Linked DNA regions of Homo sapiens: region 1 is linked to region 2. The links are chromatin loops, found by intact Hi-C in ENCODE. Cell type or tissue: Calu3. All regions are shown on one strand.

Region 1 (5,000 bases), 440 kb before region 2:
TAGAGATAAAGCACTCAAAATTCAAAGCATGCGTCAACTCTATCAGAGTAAGTTATGTGTTTCTTGTACTCCAGCCCTTCCTCTGTAAAAGAGAATTATCACAACAAAGCCCACATTTTTCTAAATATTTTTGTTTTCGAGGCTACACATTTCAAGGACATATCATCTAAACAGAGGAATTGATTTGTCTGAATAGAATTCAGCCAGGATCTCAGAGTTTATTTGACTTCATAGAAGTCAGAGTGATCATATTTGGAGACGTGTGCAAAATCTTACGGCAGTGGGTTATCTTTTTTAATCCCAGAAAATAATTTACTAATGGGGTTTACCTGATGTGTAGTGTCCATTTTGAAGAACTGGCCTGAACCATAGTTATTAGTCATTATTTAATTTAATAGTGTTCGCTGTAAAGATAGCTGTCATTTATTGAAAACTAACCATGTACCAGGCATTGTTTTAAGAACTTTATGTGGAATATCTCATTTTATTTTCCTAGCAACACTGGAGATAGATACCATTATCCCCACATTACAGGTGAGGAAACTGAGATACAGGGAAATTAAATACTGTAGATTGCTCATTGTTACATACTTAGTAATTACTATGAGTCAAACAGTTCAGATTGATTTCAACATGGATCCAAACTTCAAGATCAGAATGGATGTGATACCCCAGACATAACAACTAGATAATTATAGATGATTCCTCTCTAGCTATTTGCTTCTAGGCTCTAAGCTTAAGAACTGGATTCAAAGATGCAGGAGGGCTGAAAGAGTGAGCCCAGTCCATCCTACTATGCAGCCATAAAAAAGAACGAGATCACGTGCTTTGTAGGGACATGGATGGAGCTAGAGCCCATTATCCTTAGCAAACTAATGCAGGCATAGAAAACCAAATACTATATGTTCTCATTTATAAGTGGTAGCTAAATGATGGGAACACATGGACACATAGAAGGGAAAATCACACACTGGGGCCTGTTGGAGGATGGAGGGTGGGAGGATGGAGAGGATCAATAAAAAAAACTAATGGGTACTAGGCTTAGTACCTGGGTGACGAGATCATCTGTATAACAAACCTTCATGACACAAGTTTACTTATGTAACAAACATGCACATGTACCCTTGAACTTAAAATAAAAGTTAAAAAAGAAAGAAAGAAAAAGAACTCAGGGTATTATTTTTAGCTGCTCATTTTGGGGAATATGGACTTAGTTATAAATAATACTTACTTTTATTTTTTTCTTTCAGGTGTACGACTTTCCCCTTCCAATTTTCAGGTTCACACTATATTCTAGAATAGGTATAGGAGGGATGGCTGGAAGGTGGTGGTAGGCAGTGAGTTGAATTTTGTCTTTTTCTCTTGTTCATTGGTCAATCACTCTTATTAAATACCTACATTATAAAATAATAGGGAGCTTTCAACATTTGATACAAAATATGATACTGTCCCAACCTTTATGCATTCAGAAATAAAAATAGAGAAAAAGTAAAGAGTACAGGAATAAAATGTTATGAATTTCTAAGAGCTGTATCCTAAAGCAATCCCAATATATGTCTAGAAAAAAATTTCCCTCATGGCTAACATACATCTTAGTATTATTTGTAGCCCACAAATATATTTAATTGGGTAAATATATAATTTTACCAACTTATAGGTTAGTATTTATCTTAAAGTTATTTTATAATGCTGTAATTTCACTTAAATTATGCATATTTTTATACTTTTGCAATAGCAACAGTATTTTTAATCCCTTCTAAATAATGTGCCTTTATTTATTGAAAAGCAAATGTAGTCTCTCATCAGTTTATAGTGGGTGAATGCTTTGTATTACATTTTAAATGTTGCTTTGGAAACAGGCAATTAGTTATACACCAGGCCTGCCCTTGTCATTTACTGAGAAGAAACACTGATACGGAGTTCCTTCTTTTGTAAATTTGAGATAAGCTGTCCTCCCAAAGACATCAAGATAAGAGGAATCAATGCACATTGTCATTTTGACAGGCCGTATTCTCCTGTTAGTTTACACATCTGCTCAAGGAGGGAAAACTATCAGATACTTTTGCTGATAATGATGAACAAGAGAGGGAGTCTTAGGTTGGTATCTGAGGACAGCCTGTCAAGGCCCAGTAGAAATGCAATCACCTCATTCTAATGAGTGCCATTGCCCTACAGGGGGAGCCACGATGACAGCTGATCCTTCCCCTGCAGTTTGAAGTCCTTGTTAATGACCTAACTGTAATTCTCAGACCTGTCAACAAGGCTGCAGCACGATTTCTCAGTCCAGTGAGCTATTTTCATGTATGTGTTTTCAGGCCCTTCCCCTCTGTTTTGAAGTGACAAGTCTCTGTGGTAGTAGGAACACCAAGGACAATTTGGTTGCTCCCAGATGGTTTGGAGAAAGGGCTCGTTTATTTTAGAAGCTGAGAATCCCAGCTTGTCATCTAATTATCATTAAATAGCTCCCCTATTTCTGCCTACTTTTTCTTTCCAGGAAGTTAACTAATGCTGAGATTGGCTGAAAAAAAAAAATACCCTATTACACACTTTCCTATTTTCTTTCCCTCTCGCATGTCAGAAAATATCAAATATTTTCTATTTGTTATTACATTAAAGAACTGCTGGCCGGGCGCGGTGGCTCACGCCTGTAATCCCAGCACTTTGGGAGGCCGAGGCGGGTGGATCATGAGGTCAGGAGATCGAGACCATCCTGGCTAACAAGGTGAAACCCCGTCTCTACTAAAAATACAAAAAATTAGCCGGGCGCGGTGGCGGGCGCCTGTAGTCCCAGCTACTCGGGAGGCTGAGGCAGGAGAATGGCGTGAACCCGGGAAGCGGAGCTTGCAGTGAGCCGAGATTGCGCCACTGCAGTCCGCAGTCCGGCCTGGGCGACAGAGCGAGACTCCGTCTCAAAAAAAAAAAAAAAAAAAAAAAAAGAACTGCTGATGTATTTTCACAGACTTAATAATTAGAACTAATGTGTCGAGACCAAAGGGATTGATTTCTTATTTTTATGTTTGACTTTTTATTCTTAAAAAAGATAATTTTAATACTTAGCAATTAAAACCAATACAAGTATCACTAGTAACAAAATATGATTGCCTCTAAGAGAATTTAGGTGAAACATAGACCATTTTTATCTAGGCAAAATAAAAACCAGAGATGAGGAGGGATTATTAGAATAATTAAAGAATCAAAAATTACATAAATACTTGAACTTTCCCTTGTAAAATAGAAATGTTGGTATGTTTAACTTGCAAAATAACTTAGACTTTCCCCTTTAAAGGCTAAATGAAATAACATGTGATAAGATTAAATAGTAAATGAAAGTATATCATCCCAGTGCTGAAACTTAGTAGGTGCTAAATAAATGTTGATAAAAGAATGATGGCCTCTAACTTCTGCTATTATGGCTAAAGGTAAGATCTTAATTTATAATGTGGGTACTGCCTGAGTTTTATTGTGTTATTATGGTATTATAGGACTAAAATGACAAGGGTATGGAAAACCCAATGTTGCTGTTGTGGTTTTTATAAAGTAACTTGGATTTCTGGGTCATCAGTAGAACCCTGGCTTGTGTGAGTACTGACTCTGTGGACTGAGCTTGTCACATTCAGTGTTCCATCTCGTGGCCCACTGAGCTGAGAATGTCTATGGCCTTTGGAGTGTAATGTCTTTTGGAATCTGATATAAGGCTAAAAAAGCCCATGCCAAAGATACCTATGATAGAAGTGTGACAATATTATTTTTGTTCCTCCACATTATTGCCCTTCTCATTTGCATTAATTCTGTTCAGAAGCAAAATATGGTGTAAGGAAGAAACCAATAATTGATTTTCAATGTGTTTTGGACAATTACTACTAAAATTGATGAATTTATTATTTTGTCAGTATATTTGGTACTTCAACCAATAAACCCTATTGGATAGGCTCCAATAGGGATGTGCTTCATACCAATATTCAGTCCTTGAACACTACACGTTTACTAAAAAATAAAAATCATCCTGACAAAGAATCACCCTGATCTTTCTTTTTTCTTTAGATTACTGATATAAGGTGACTATGGTTTCTGGACCTGAATTTTATTTGGCTTTAATTCATTTTTGATAGCATAAAGGAGGAAACAGTTCTTTCTAAATTATTCATCGTGTTGTTTAACAAGTAGGCACCATACAATGTGATGGCTCCTGAAATTCCATTAGTCTATTGTGAAATACGTAATTATACACTATTATGAAAATAAGAAATTTGTATTACTCATATGTATCTGACAGCCTGCAATTAGTTTAGACTCTCTAATTAACATATGTTTTACTTAATGGTGAGTGATTATGGATTATCATTTAATTATACATAATTTCAAATACTCATCTTTTTTGTGAATATTAGATACAAAAATAAGTGTTTGTCAAGAGCAAAATGATCATGCTTTTCTGTTTTGTTTTTGTCCAGTACCAAGAACATTATTATAAAATAAGTAGTAATAAAACAGCTTTCCTTTGAGTAAATTGCTGAATATTTTTTGCCATATATATTCTGCTATCATATTTATGGATGCCACTTTTCTTTTATATGAGTTGTTCATGAGTAATTTTTCACATAAAGAAGAATCAACAGTACAAAGAACTATGGAAGCGGTTGTGAGTTGATTAATTGAACCATTTTTTTTTCTGAGTACTCATTCTAAATACCTGGGTTTCATCAATCTACCCTAATTAGAAGAATATATTTGTATAATCAGGTTACAGAACCAATTTTAAGTTTTAGTGTAATGGTGCCTGATCATCTTTGAATAGGTTTTTTTGTTTTTATATAATGCTTGATTAATTCATACAAGTTTTACTACTTGGTGGTTTTGCCATATCTTATAGATACATTTCACTGTTTAATAAAAGAATGCTGGAAAATATTTGCAAATTATGCATCTTATAGACAAAGGTCTAATATCTGGAATCTATAAGGAACTTAAGAAAATTTACAAACAAAAAAACAACCACATTG
Region 2 (5,000 bases):
TCTCTGAATAAATATTTCCTGTGGGGTAGCCACATCACCCAATAAAACCCTTACAAAGAGAATTTTAAAGTTTTAATTAATTATTAAACAGAAAGAATGAATTTCATGATATATTTGGAAACACGCTGTAAAGTGTGACTACCTTAGGCCCAGTCTTTTAATTCTATTTAAAAGTTATTAACTGAGATCTTACTATTTTTTTAGGGCTCTAGTTGAATGTCTAATTAGAGTAAACTGTAGTCCACACCTCAAATTGTTTGATTCTGTCTTCATTCTTTTACTTCAGTGAAACATGACATTCACTCAAAAGAATTGGCTCTTCTGCCAAGAACTTGACAACTCTTTCTAGAAGAGCTTCCTTTAAGGGCAGGCAGGTTAACCTAGGAAGCCATGTTGAATGGCTCCTTAGGTCCAAAGAGTCCCACATTTACATTTCAGGAATATTTCTGATGAGTATCTTTTAAAAATTTATATCACTTCTTATACTCACATGATAGATGTCATTTAATTTTTTATTAATTTTTCATATCTCTCTTAAAAGCCCTGGAGGTATTGATACAACATACCCACAAATATATATATGTAAAATATATTAATATATATACACACATACATATATACACACATATATATTTTCTTACACATATTTCTGTAGGTTTAAAAAGTTTCAGTACTTATGAGTGTTTTTTTTTCCTGGTACTTCTGTATTCTTAAAACCTGGATTTCAGGTACTCTTTATTTGTTCTGAAATTTCAAGTGATATATTCAGAAAAGTATCTGTGTGACAGATATTCTAAGGCATCGCATATATGAGAATGAATTTTGTCTTCACTCATGAATAACAACTTGGCTACATATAGAGAATTTTGTGGAAAAAAAAGAAAACTTATCTTGGCTTACCCATATTTTTTATTATTTCTTCTCTTTATTGTTAAGTTTCTTAAATACACGTGATCTACATACCTCCCTCTCTCTTCTTATTGCCCCAAATCTGCTTTGTTTTTTACTCTTCCATGAAGCCTGCAATCTTGATCATCACAAATGATCTCTCATTAGCAAATTTCCTTCCTGTTTGTTCAGGCATCGTTATCCATATGTATCTCAAGTTTTATGTCTTCATATTTCAATAATCATATCCATTTGGATGATCCACTATTACCCCAAATTCAACTTGTATAATGGAGATATCCTTACTTCTCAAAACAAATATCCTTTTCTCTATTAATGATACAAGCACCTTTCAATTACCCAGGATTAAACCTGAATTATTCTATGTTTTATGCCCCATCACAACAAATCCTTTATCAAGACCTGCCAGTTCTTCAAAAAGCCATCTTTTGAAAGTGTTCATTCCCTCCTGTTCCAATAATATATAGGTCAGGCTCTAAATCGCATCAGGCACAGGCTTTGAAAAAGCCCCTGAGCAAGTGTTTTATCTCCAGTTTCTTTCTCTCTAATACTCTGATATGAATTCATCTATGACTAAACCTCATAAAATTGTATTCAAAATAATTTATTTTGGGAAAAGCCTACCATGACTTCTAATTTTCTGTAAAATAATACAGTCAAAGATTCCTTATCTGGAAACAAAAAACTTAAGCATCTGAGTTTAACTTACCTCACCAAGTGGATCTTTCAGTTCTTCCCTTTCCCACAAGTCTGGTCTATTCTTGTCACTTCAGAGTGTCTTAGACACACTATATGTTAGCCTATTTATTATGCTATTTTTTAGGTCTACTAAAGTTCTAAATTTATTTGAAGTTTATTGACTTTTTACACATGATATGGTTTGGCTCTGTGTCCTCACCCAAATCTCATCTCAAATTATAATCCCAAAAATGTCCACGTGTCCAGGGAGGAACGAGGTGGGAGGTGACTGGATCATGGAGGCAGTTTCCCCCATGCTGTTCTCTTGACAGTGAGTGAGTTCTCATGAGAGCTGATGGTTTTATAAGGCAGTTTTCCCTGCTCTTGCTCTCATTCTGTCTCTGTCCTGCTGTCGTGTAAGACGTGTCTGCTTCCCCTTCTGCCATAATTGTAAGTTTCCTGAGGCCTCTGGGATCAAGCAGAACTGTGAGTCAATTAAAACTCCTTTGCTGATAAATTACCCAGTCTCAGGTAGGATCTTTATAGCAGTGTGAGAACGGACTAATATAACACAATTGAATTCCCACATTGATAATAAAGCTTTTCCTAACCACGTAACTTCATGGTGAAAAAAATCTGACATACTATGTTGCATTCATGATTATTCTATTTATTTGGTGCTTAAAACACAGATTTTTGTGGTTGTAGTATCATATATGTGTATGCATTAATACATTGATGATATATACATTGCATATATTATTACTTTGTTTTATATAATTTAACATAATAAACAAGTTTTAAGTGCCTTTAGGAAAGTGCTATGTATCAAATGTCTATATAGCTATTATTTTCATTAGAACACAGCCTTGCCCATAGTTGATGCTAAATATATGCCTGCTAATAAATACATTAAAATACATAAAAAGTGAAAACTTTAGGCTATCAGACAGTAGGGTTGATAAATTTAAAAGAAGTATGGTTTACTGAATGGGCCTCTAAGATGCAAGAATAACACAGAAGGAAGAAATTTCCTTGGATTTCTATCAATATAAATCCTAATCTTATGGAAAATAATTCTGTACCAGAAAGTTTAGGGTTTTTTTTTTCTTTTACATGGACTAATTTCAGCAGGAGGAATAGTTTCTAAATTCCCTCATGTGAATTTGAAAAAATAAGGTGTTTTTTGAGGCATTGATTTTAGCTTCAATAAATAAAACTGATTTTAAAAGTTATGCTGATGATTCTTGGCGTTGTCATTGTCAGTACAAGTCCTTAGAGTGGCCTCTTTCAAGGTCACTAAGAGAATTGCCATTATTGCTGGAGCTTCTGTCTCGGGGGGTTATTTTGAAACTACTATGTACACACACACACGCGCGCACACACACACACACACACATATATACACACACACATATATATACACACACACATATATATACACACACACACACACACATACATACATATAAATATAATGTGCTTATACTATGAAAATTTAGACCTGGAAAGAGCCTCACAGATCACATATTCTAGTACATACAATATCGAGAAACATCATCTTCAATAGAAATTTAAATTCCATTTGCTTATCAGGTTATAGTCTAACAAAACTTTTTGAGGCTTAACAGATTTGCTGAAATAAACCAGGTCACTGATGAATGAAGAAGAGCATGCATCTAAACTTCACTCTTAAGTGTATCTGCCTCACACTGCCACCTATAGAAATAAGGTGCTACATGTTTTTAAGTCTTCCTACTCCACAGGATATGGTATAATGTAGAGTACTCCCAATAATTATGTTCTAGTAAAAGAAGATTCTCAAGAGTGTTGCATCCAGATTTGCCCACTTTTCCCACCTGCATTAGTCAGAGAAAGTCCATTCAGTATGAAACATTTTCTATAAAAATTATTGAAGGGCTTCTTTAGTCGAAGGTTGTAAGTCAAGAGCAACACATTTAAAAAAAATTTTTTTAACTATTATTTTGGACTCAGGTGTACATGTGCAGGTTTGTTATACAGGCAAATTGCATGTCATGGGGGCTTGGTGTACAGATTGTTTCATCACCCGGGTAATAATCATGGTACCCAATGGGTAGTTTTTCTATCCTCATCCTCCTCCTTCCCTTCATCCTCCTCCTTCCCTTCATCCTCAGGTAGGCCATGGTGTCTGCTGTTCCCTTCTTTGTGTCCATGGGTATTCACTGTTTAGCTCCCACTTATAAGTGAGAACATGTAGTATTTGGTTTTCTGTTACTGCATTAGTTTGCTTAGGATAATGGCCTCTGAACTCCAGCCATACTGCTGCAAAGAGCATGATCTCATTCTTTTTCATGGCTGAGTAGTATTGCTTGCTGTTTAAGTACCACAAGTTCTTTATGCAGTCTACCATTGATGGGAATTTAGGTTGATAATGACAAAACTAATTTTCATAAAAGAAAACAAATTGTGTGTGTGTGTGTGTGTGTGTGTGTGTGTGTGTGTGTATAAACTCTTTTTTTTTTTCTTTCTTTTTTTCTTTGAGACAGAGTCTTGCTCTGTCACCCAGGCTGGAGTGCAGTGGGGCAATCTCGGCTAACTGCAATTGCAACCTCCACCTCCCAGGTTCAAGTGATTCTCCTGCCTCAGCCTCCCAAGTAGCTGGGACTACAGGCATGGGCCACCACGTACAGCTAATTTTTTGTATTTTTAGTAGAGACCGGGTTTCACTGTGTCAGCCAGGATGGTGTCAATCTTCTGACCTCGTGATCCGCCTGCCTCGTTCTCCCAAAGTGCTGGGATTACAGGCGTGAGCCACCACACCTGGCCTAAACTCTTAATGATAAGTGATATATAAACTTCTATGCCTCCACACTAATTAACTCTTGAAATGTTTTTAAATAAGTAGTCTTTATTCTCACCTGGTTCATATTGCTCTTCTATTTCTGTGGGAACAAGTATATACCAAGTGATATTCTGGCATTCTCCCTCTCTCTCTCTCTTTCACACACACACACACACACACACACACACACACATACTTGTTTTATGCAAATTTTATTTTTGTTCATAAGGTTTCTTAGTGTTCATTCTGAGTCCTGAAATTTTATCTGTGTTTTGGCACGTAGCCCTTTCTTATTTCCAGTTGATAGAAAAATTCTTGCTGTCTGATTGACTTACTATTATTCAGAATGACTTGTCTCTATATTTAGGAGAAAATGGAGTTTCTTCTTTTCTCTCTTATTAGAACTCAGTGTTATGCTCTGTAAACTGCACTGTGCATTCTCCAATCTGTCCTGAATCTTTTGTGGGGAAAGCTAACTTCCTGATTAAGATCTCACTTAAAAAGTGATCTCCTTTTCTCCTGTCTCGTTGGGAGATTACTAGCTTCTGTAACTAAATGTGTCATTGAGCATCCTATTTGGCTGTAGCTT

Evidence for each region. A loop is a pair of places that touch in the nucleus more often than their neighbours do. Peaks named below come from ENCODE experiments on the same cell type or tissue, not always from the same donor. Only the 100,000 strongest peaks of a DNase experiment are listed, where the experiment ranks them.
Region 1: it touches region 2 in a loop (2.7-fold over the local background); 5 of 110 quality-filtered maps call a loop at or near these places.

What each region holds. Positions count from the first base shown.
Region 1 is chr7:110,439,684-110,444,683 of GRCh38, reverse strand. All of the region lies in intron 3 of LOC105375451 (a long non-coding RNA gene), which reads left to right. It overlaps LOC105375450 (a long non-coding RNA gene), which reads right to left. Exons shown (of 3, transcript XR_927862.3): 2 at 1,232-1,394. Among named protein-coding and RNA genes, the nearest start is that of LRRN3, 650 kb to the left of the region's middle. In Calu3, a CTCF peak has its summit at 2,167 (motif pointing right); a DNase peak (open chromatin) is centred at 2,183.
Region 2 is chr7:110,002,317-110,007,316 of GRCh38, reverse strand. No RefSeq gene overlaps it. Among named protein-coding and RNA genes, the nearest start is that of LRRN3, 1.1 Mb to the left of the region's middle. In Calu3, no CTCF peak of the experiment used is centred here; no DNase peak of the experiment used is centred here.